2 separate regions of the Homo sapiens genome follow, and region 2 is linked to region 1. A link is an interaction called in ENCODE POLR2A ChIA-PET data of the cell type or tissue named here. Cell type or tissue: HepG2. All regions are shown on one strand. Links, peaks and the distances in the headings refer to the core of each region. The heading gives the core; the rest is flanking DNA.

Evidence for each region. Peaks named below come from ENCODE experiments on the same cell type or tissue, not always from the same donor. Only the 100,000 strongest peaks of a DNase experiment are listed, where the experiment ranks them.
Region 2: POLR2A ChIA-PET joins it to region 1 with 5 read pairs; 2 of 35 experiments call an interaction of 5 or more read pairs at or near these places.

What each region holds. Positions count from the first base shown.
Region 1 is chr14:103,243,914-103,248,642 of GRCh38, reverse strand. No RefSeq gene overlaps it. Among named protein-coding and RNA genes, the nearest start is that of LINC00605, 57 kb to the right of the region's middle. RefSeq lists an enhancer at 3,885-4,729. In HepG2, for the core only: no CTCF peak of the experiment used is centred there; DNase peaks (open chromatin) are centred at 2,302, 2,712 and 2,962; H3K4me3 peaks cover 378 bases.
Region 2 is chr14:103,184,334-103,189,062 of GRCh38, reverse strand. LINC00605 (long intergenic non-protein coding RNA 605) reads left to right here and starts at 35. Exons shown (of 3, transcript NR_033938.1): 1 at 35-471; 2 at 616-686; 3 at 793-1,842. It also overlaps the pseudogene GCSHP2. In HepG2, for the core only: no CTCF peak of the experiment used is centred there; a DNase peak (open chromatin) is centred at 1,962; H3K4me3 peaks cover 1,320 bases.

The sequences.
Region 1 (4,729 bases), core at 1,316-3,815:
GTGATTTGGGGATGCTCCGGAAATAACGTAGATTCCTGACTTCTTCCAGACAATCCCTTAAAAATGGCCAACAGGCCTTTGATCTCTTGGAGGTCATTCAGAAACTGAAATCACTGGCCCTTATCAAAATTCCTAGACATCGGAAGCCAGACACTTTTGATGGTAAGAGCAACTGTTTCACAGAGGCTGTGACCAAAACTGTTGCTGAAGTGTCTTTCCTCACCCAAAAACTATACATCTCGAGCTATCCCTGCAAGCATATGCTCCAATTAAAACTTTGCTGAAGGAGGCCAAGCACGGTGGCTCATGCCTGTAATTCCTGCACTTTGGGAGGCCAAGGCGGGCAGATCACTTGAGGCCAGGAGTCCAAGACCAGCCTGGCCAACATGGTGAAACCCTGTCTCTACTAAAAATACAAAAATTAGCCAGGCGTGGTGGTGCATACCTGTAATTCCAGCTACCCGGGAGGCTGAGGCAGGAGAATCGCTTGAACCCAGGAGGCAGAGGTTGCAGTGAGCTGAGATTGCGCGACTGCACTCCAGGCTGGAAGACAGAGTGAGACTCCATCTCAAAAACAAAACAAAACAAAAAAACCTCGCTGAAGAAAGCACAGAGAAAGGCCCTGAAAAAGAGTTAAAGCTTTGGAAAAGTAAGAGGGGGATGTCACGTCCTCTCCTGAAATGGGTTTATGGTACAGTTCAGTGATAGACCAATTCTTCTCTCGCGACTTTGGTTACCCTTTTTACAATATGTTCATGAGTCAACTCACTGGAGTCAGATAAAACGATTTCATGGAAAAACAATTTCATGGAAAAATAATATTCCTGGAAACCATCACCCATGATGGCTCAAAAGGTGTACTCTCGGCTGAACTCAGCGGCTCATGCCTGTAATCCCAGCACTTTGGGAGGCCGAGGTGGGTGGATCACTTGAAGTCAGGAGTTCGAGACCACATTGACCAACATGGTGAAACCCCATCTCTACTAAAAAAATACAAAATTAGCCAGGCATGGTGGCAGGCGCCTGTAATCCCAGCTACTTGGGAGGCTGAGGGCAGGAGAATAGCTTGGACCCGGGAGGGAGAGGTTGCAGTGAGCCAAGATTGCGCCATTGCACTGCAGCCTGGGTGACAGAGCAAGACTCTGTCTCAAAAACAAAACAAAACAAAACAAGACTTGTTGCCTGGGCAACAAGAGCGAAACGCCATCTCAGAAAAAAAAAAAAGTGTACTCCCCCCATCCTGCTTGTCCCAACACAATTCTGAAAAGCACTCCACGTTCCTCAAGGACATTTCCCTGAGACATTTCCCATCAGGACCTTTTGAGATAAAATGGCAACTGAATTTTGTCCAACTGCCTTTATCTCAAGGATACAAGTACATCCTGGTCATGATTTCCATGTTTTCTCATTGGGTTGAAGCATTGCCATGCCGTAGAGCCATGGCCTGAACAGTAGGTAAATTTTCGCTAGAGAAAATTATTCCTTCTTGGGGAGTCCTCCAAGTTGCACAGCAACCGAGGAACCCATTTCACCTGTCAGACAATTCGGTCTATTTGTGACATACGGCGATTTTTCACCACTGCACTATGCATGCCACCCTCAGCCTCTGGCCTGGCGGAACACATAGACGGTGTTAAGAGTGGAGGGTGTCCAGGTCCTCGGTGTCTTGAACAAAGAAGTGGACAAAACGCACAAACAAAGCAAGGAAAGAATGAAGGGCTTTGTCTTACTTTGTTTTTCTTGGGACGGAGTCTTGCTCTGTCGCCCAGGCTGGAGTGCAGTGGTGCAAACTCGGCTCACTGCCAACCTCTGCCGCCCGGGTTCAAGCGATTGTCGTGCGCAGCCTCCCGAGTAGCTGGGACTACAGGCATCCGCCACCACGCCCAGCTAATTTTTGTATTTTTAGTAGAGATGGGGTTTCCCCATGGTGACCAGGCTGGTCTCGAACTCCTGACCTTAGGTGATCCACCTGCCTCGTCTCCCAAAGTGCTAGGATTACAGGCGTGAGCCACTGCACCCAGCCGAATGAAGGGTTTTATTGAAAATGAAAGTACACTCCACAGTGTGGTAGTGGGCCTGAGCATAGGGGCTCAAAGGCCCTGTTACAGAGTTTTTGTGAGTTTATGTGAGTTTAAATACCCTCTACTTGGGGTACACCCTGTGTAAATGAAGAGGATGACGTAAAGTGATGCCATATGGAGAGGATATTTCCTGTTATAGCTGAAGTGTGAATTGGCCTTATGTTCCCTGCCTCCAGACCTTATTTTCCTGCCACAATGGATACAAGAACAAATGGCAAAGTTTACAGAAACTTTGAACCTTGTCTTGCCTAAGGCTCTTCCATTGGTATTGCTTAAATTACCTTCTACCTGTTTGGAAAACCTCAGCTTTCTCCCTTTGAAATAACTGCAGGAAGCCCCATGTGCCTGGAGGAAGGAGCCCAGTGAACCAGCTCACCCTAAAGGTGACATTCTTCATGATTGCAAGGCCTTATACAGCTTCTCACTAAAAACTCTAAATTAAAGATTCTTTGAAGAGTCAGCACCCAGGAGACGAAGACATCAGAGGTCATGGCCTGCAACTAGGAGGTTTTGATTCTTGGAAAAGACATCAAATCAAGGACTCTTTCTATCAAATAAGGGACTCCCTCCAGCTCACCAGAAGGGCCCATGTTGGGGATTGTTTACCAATTCCTTGTGCAGCTAAACTCAAAGGCACTGACTCATGCATTCACATTTCTCATTTTAAAAAGGCAGTCCTCGCAGCCATAAAAAAGAATGAGGTCATGTCCTTTGCAGGGACATGGATGAAGCTGGAAGGCATCATTCTCAGCAAACTAACACAGGAACAGAAAACCAAACACCGCATGTTCTCACTCATAAGTGGGAGCTGAACAATAAGAACACAAGGACACAGGGAGGGGAAAAACACACACCGTGGCCCTGTTAGGGGGTAAAGGGCAAGGGGAGGGAGAGCACTAGGACAAATACCTAATACATGTGGGGCTTAAAACCTAGATGCTGGGTTGATAGGTGCAGCAAACCACCACGGCACATGTATACTATGCGACAAACCTGCACGTTCTGCATGTGTATCCCAGAACTTAACGTAAAATTAAAAAAAATAAATAAAAAGGCAGTCCTGCATGCATGGGTACCTTCCACCTGGAGATCCCCAGCTGAAGCTGATCTGCAGCCAGTTACCTTATTCTTCAGACCAGGACGAGAAGTGGGAAATTAATTAGAAATCACTCAAAAAGTTAAATGGGCTGGGTGCGGTGGCTCACACCTGTAATCCCAGCACTTTGGGAGGCCAAGGCTGGTGGATCCCTTGAGGTCAGGTGTTCGAGACCAGCCTGGCCAAAATGGCGAAACACCATCTCTACTAAAAATAAAAAAAAATAAAAAATAAAAAAAATTTGCCAAGTATGGTGGTACACATCTGTAATCCCAGCAACTTGGGAGGCTGAGGCAGGAGTATCACTAGAGCCCAGGAGGCAGAGGTTGCAGTGAGCTGAGATCACGCCAGTGCACTCCAGCCTGAGCAACAGAGTGATGCTCTGTCTCAAAAAAAAAAAAAAAAAAAAAAGGCAAAATGGCTGCAAGATGGTAGAAAAACAGACCCCTCACGTGATTTACATGATTGATTACCTTTAGGAATAGGAATGCTTTCCAGATTGGGATTTTATTTGCATCATATTTTTTATTCTTCACTTGATTAGGCTTTGTATTTCTAGATGTCTAAAGTCAAGAATAAAAACGAAAATCATGATAGCTAGAACACTTAGGAATGATCCGCGACACCACAGCTTCTCTCCAAGCAGGCGGCCTGGGATCCCGCTGCTCTGTCCCGTTGTGCTGCCAATATCTTCTGCCTGGAGACCTCACCGAGTTCATGAGCCAGAGCACCTCTCCTCTTACCCCCCCCCCCCCCATGGGAATGAGCCTTCCCAGTGATGCTGGGCAAATTTACACTTAAAATGTTGATCAGCTAGGTGCAGGGGCTCACGCCTATAATCCCAGCATGTTGGGAGGCCAAGGAGGGTGGATCACTTGAGGCCAGGAGTTAGTTCAAGGCCAGCCTAGGCAACATGTTGAAACCCTATCTCTACCAAAAATACAAAAATTAGTCAGGCATGGTGGCATATGCCTGTAGTCCTAGCTGCTCCGGAGGCTGAGACATTAGAATTGCTTGCACCCTGGAAACAGGTTGCAGTGAGCAAAGATCACACCACTGCACTCAAGCCTGGGCAACAGAGTGAGACTCTGTCTCAATAAATAAATAAAATGTTAGATGCAGTTAGGTTTCCTCTTCAAACAGCTTATCCAGTTTCCTCATTCTCTATCCTACAATTCCAAATACCCCCTTGCCTGTGCTGCACCGCAGCTTGTCTGAATATGCCTAGGCATGCCTGAACTTGCTACAACCCCAGTCCACATTTCTTTCCTTATTAGGGAATAGGTTACCCTCCTAGTCCCTCCGTAAATGACCCCCCTTCTCTCCCTTCTCACCTCCCTTACGTGCCTACCTTATCTAAGAAAGTTTAAATGTTTAGCCAACTGGGACTAGTTTAGACTGTGTGGTCCAACCCTAGCCAATAGGGGAAAGACACAGAAGCAGAAGCTGTGTTAGACATAATAAAAACCCCTGCTTTCCTTTGTTCTGTGTGCTTTTGCCATTACTTCACATGTGAGATGCACATACCCTTCTGCCGAAGTAAATTTGCCTT
Region 2 (4,729 bases), core at 816-3,315, 59 kb after region 1:
GGCCTCTGCGGGGCAGCGGTCGGGAGCGAGGCCACGGGGCGCCAGGTACAGCCGGCGGGACGTCCAGTGCCAGCGCAGGAGCCGGGCGAGGCCGTGGCCTCCAGGGTTCCTGGGCGGAGGACAAGGCGCGCAGCCGCGTTGGCGCGAGTTTTAAATCGGTGCCTTCTCAGCTTTGCAAGTTCTTATCAATTGCTGCATGCCAGAGGAAGTTTTTAAAAAATGGCCCCCAGCTCTATTGCGGTGTAATTGATGGATAGAAATTGTATTTATTTAAGGTGAACAGCTGGATGATGTGATGGAGGCACGCAGGGTGGAGGGGTTACCACAGTCTAGGTACTCTACACATCCAGAGCCTCCCACAGTTGACAAATGGATTTTCCTAATCAGTTTCGTCGTGTTTTGTACTTAAGTTGAGGATTCCACACCGTGTGGTACTTTCAGAAGAGATGTAGTGGTGAATCAATCGCAACGGTAAGGGGAGCAGACCTGGACATCTGATACTTGATCAGCAATTCACCTTGCCTGAAAATGTTTTGACTTTGTTTCATGTTCCAAGTGCCGAAATGATCGCACGCCTCGTTAGAAGTTGAACGTTACTCTTTTCTTCAAATGCAGGTTGTGATGTTTTCCTAATTAGGTATTGAGAATTACCATTGGTATTTGGAATTAGATTGCGGAGCATTTAGGTAAATTCCTTGAGTTTTTCCACAGTATTTCATCTCAATTACAGTACAGATTTCAATATAGACACATTGTATTTCATGCTTTTTTTCTTTTTTTTTTTTCCCCCAGGAACCGTTCTCGCTATGTTGCCCAGGCTGGTCTTGAACTCCTCAGCTGAAATGAGCCTCCCACCTCGGCCTCCCAAAGTGCTGGGATTACAGGCGTCCCCTCTGCCCCAGTACTGTTTCCTCTCCCCAGCCCAGCCCCCACAGCTGCCTGCCCTGGCCTCACTCCCTGGCCTCCCCCATCCCAGCCTCTGGGTCCCTGAGTCAGTCCCTGGGGCTGTCTGCCTTCTAGGGGAGCCTCTGGTGTGGACCAGAAAGTAACCTAATCCCTTCCAGGCCCACCCTGGAAACAAAGGGATTTGTCCACTAGCCTGGTGGTGAGAACCATGTGGCCTCCTGTCTCTGGCAGAGAGGACTCCAGGATCAAGGGCAGGTAAAAGGAGGAGCCTCCTGGGGAGCTTCAGAAGGAGGGTCCCAAGTCCCTCCTGCCCCACTTCTGTGCCTGGGTCACTCACACCCCTGCCTGACTCTAGCCCCCCTTCTCCAGGGGTCTCCACAACATGTGAATCATGCCCAGCGTCTTCCATTACACCCTTGATAAAGTCCTCTCCTCACCAGGACCTCTGTCATTTTACCTCATGGTTTTGAAATAATTTTTGGTCTTCTTAGCAGTTTAAAAATATTGTTTTGTTTTTTTTCCTGAGTTTGGAGCATTCCTGTTACTAATTACATTTTTTTTTTAGACAGGTGTACACTACTACACCCAGCTAATTTGTTTTGTTTTGTTTTGTTTTGGTAGAGATAGGATCTTGCTATGGTACCCAGGCTGGTCTTCAACTCCTGGGCTCAAGCAATCCTCCTGCATTGGCCTCCCAAAGTGCTGGAATTACAGGCATGAGGCAGCACGCCCAGCCCTAATTACTTCTATTACGCCAAATTCCTTGTGTGGAATTCCTGTGCTTTGCACACAAATTGCCAGGTTGGCCCCAAAGGGGAAAAAAGTGGATCCCATTTTCCCATCTTCTATGCCTACGTGGCTGACAAATCTCCCGAATCCCACAGGAGCTGTCGCTGATCTTTGTCCTCTATTCGCTGAAATAAAGTTCACCATGGATTTCTGCTTCTTTTATTCATTGTCAGTCCACACATAGGGACAAATTCCTGTGCTCTCATTAGAAAGCCATTTGCTAAGTGAGAACTCCGGGGAGGCCAGGCCTGAAGGAGAGCTTGCTGTCAGTCATTTCGATCAGGGACGGGGCAGAGTCCATTGTCACAGGTGGAGCTGCCCAGCCATTCCCCGCCCCTAGGAAGTCTGGGCTGACTGGGGGAGGGAGTGCTTAGAAGGGGACCCCTGGGGGTTGAGGTGTCTTTGCTGCGTATTTCCCTGTTATCAGTGTCGAAGTTAAATACAGAGATGAATCCTCAAAATTAAAATGTTTTATTTGGGGAAAGAAGTGTAATTTGTGGATATCTGTAGCGTGAGTGGTCTTTAGGATGTCCAAAGAATGAAGAAAGGCTGGAGGTTTTATAAAGAGGAGAAATATTACTACTGCTCTTTAAGAAAGCTCATTGGCACTGGTGAGTTTGGGGAGCTGGCAAGCTCCGACTGATGAGTGAGGGCAGAGGGTAAAACGAGTCGTGTCAGCAGGTTGTTTAGTAGGCATTAGGTAAACTGGTTTCAGGTGGCAGCAGTTTCAGCAGCCGGTCTTACAGAGAATGACATTCTTGGAGAAATTCTATGTGCCCTGAGTGCTCCTTCCCGCTGGCCTCTTGACCCTTGGTTGGGTGGGACAAGAATGACCCAATTTGTGTGATTAGCTTTACATTTTTCTCTTTTGATCAAGATATTTCTCTGAAAGCATCGCTAACCAGCCGTTCTGCAGCCAGGCTTATCTGTCCCTGGGGCTGTAATGGGCTTGTGCCAGCTGTCTCTGTCCCACATTGGAGGGAACATGGCGGGGTCTAAGTCAGCAACCTGGGCCACATTTGTGTAATAACGAGGCCAGAAGGAAAAAATGTCTCAAAGCAGTTACTTTTTTTCTTTCTTTCTTTCTTTCCTTTTTGAGATGTAGTTTTGCTCTTGTAGTCCAGGCTGGAGTGCAGTGGCACTATCTTGGCTCACTGCAACCTCTGCCTCCTGGTTTCATGCGATTCTTCTGCCTCAGCCTCCTGAATAGCTGGAATTACAGGCATGCGCCACCACCCCCAGCTGATTTTTTTCCTCTCTCTCTCTCTCTCTCTTTTTTTTTTTTTTTTGTAGAGACAGGGTTTCACCATGTCGGCCAGGCTGGTCTTGAACTCCTGACTTCAGGTGATCTGCCCGCCTCAGCCTCCCAAAGTGCTGGGGTTGCAGGCGTGAACCACTGCACCTGGCCTCAAAGCAGTTTCATCTGGAGTCCAGTATTACATTTTATTTCATCTGCTTTGTAGGCATTAGTCATTATCTGGAGGTGTTGAGCAAGTATTATCCTGTTAGGAGAGTTGGCTTCGTTGAGATTAGACAGGCACTAAGAACAACATTTAAAAATTATAATGAAAAAATTGGCAACAATATAATAAACTTAGTTCGTAGAAGTGGTTTTGAACTAACAGCCCCAGCCTAAGGGCAACAAATTAAACAAAAGGCCATGGAGGAGACTGGGCCAGGCCTGTGATAGCCACTGAGAAGTATTTCATACAGGATCGAATTAATCACTACTTTGTGAACGCCAGGTTTATAAAAGGGACCACCAGTACAATTTGAACAAAAAACTGTGTTAGGGAAAATGCCAAATTTGCCCACTAGGTGGACTAAAAGGATTTCTTTTTTTTTTTTTTTTAGGTCAGGTTTTCTCAAGTTACCTATAGCAGTTACTTATTGTGAAATTTTAATTATAGCATTATCCTGCCAAATGAAGAATGGCATTGAGAGGGTGAGAGTCTCATTATTATATGGAGCCTTATAACAACGTCTTCGGAAAACCTGCTTTTTTAGGTTTCTTTTTCAATTTTTGTTTTTAAATAGTGAGGTCTCATCATGTTGCCCAGGCTGAAGTTTAACTCCTCTCGCCTCGGCCTTCCAAGTAGCTGGGACTACAGGCACCATGGCTGCTGGAACAGCTGTTTTTAGCAGGGAAAACGTCAACTGCTCCTCTTGGTTTGTGGTTTGATTGTCTCTGATTACGGCATCGTGCAATTTGGTGAACTTTTGGTGTGGTTCATATATCAGGCATAAGACTTGTTTTTTACTTTATTAATTTTGTTTTTTATTTTTATATTTTAAATTATTTCATACTAGTTTATTTAGGGGTTATTTTCACTCCTCAATAGATTTTTCCGTATTTTTTATAAGCTTCTTCACTCATAAGTTCATCTAGTTCTTTTTTTTTTTTTTTTTTTTTTTTTTTTGAGACAGTTTTGCTCTTGTTGCCCAGGCTGGAGTGCAGTGGCATGATCTTGGCTCACTGCAACCTCTGCCTCCTGGGTTCAAGTGATTCTCTTGCCTCAGCCTCCTGAGTAGCTGGGATTACAGGCAACTGCCACCACGCCCAGCTAAATTTTGTATTTTAGTGGAGATGGGGTTTCGCCACGTTGGCCAGGCTGGTCTCAAACTCCTAACCTCAGATTATCCACCTGCCTCAGCCTCTCAAAGTGCTGGGATTACAGGTGTGAGCCACTGCGCCCGGCCAAGTTCACCTAGTTCTGAAGAGTTACTCAGTGTCATCTTGATCGGCCAAACATTTTTATAACAAGATTTGTCAATAAGTTCTGTATTTTCTGCAAGAGCTTCATTAATTTCAGTTACTTCTCCTGATAAAGGAGAATGGAGTTCATGAACAGCTTTCACACTTTCCAAAGCACCAAATTCATCTTGTTTGTTCAATTTTGTCCCAGCTTCAGGCAGACTACAGTAAAAACATCTCCCAATACTTCCTGTGCAAAATGCCTGATTCCCACGGTTCCCATACCATTTCTTGTTGTTCTCCAACCACGTTTCCCCGAGAATTCATGCACCGAGAGCA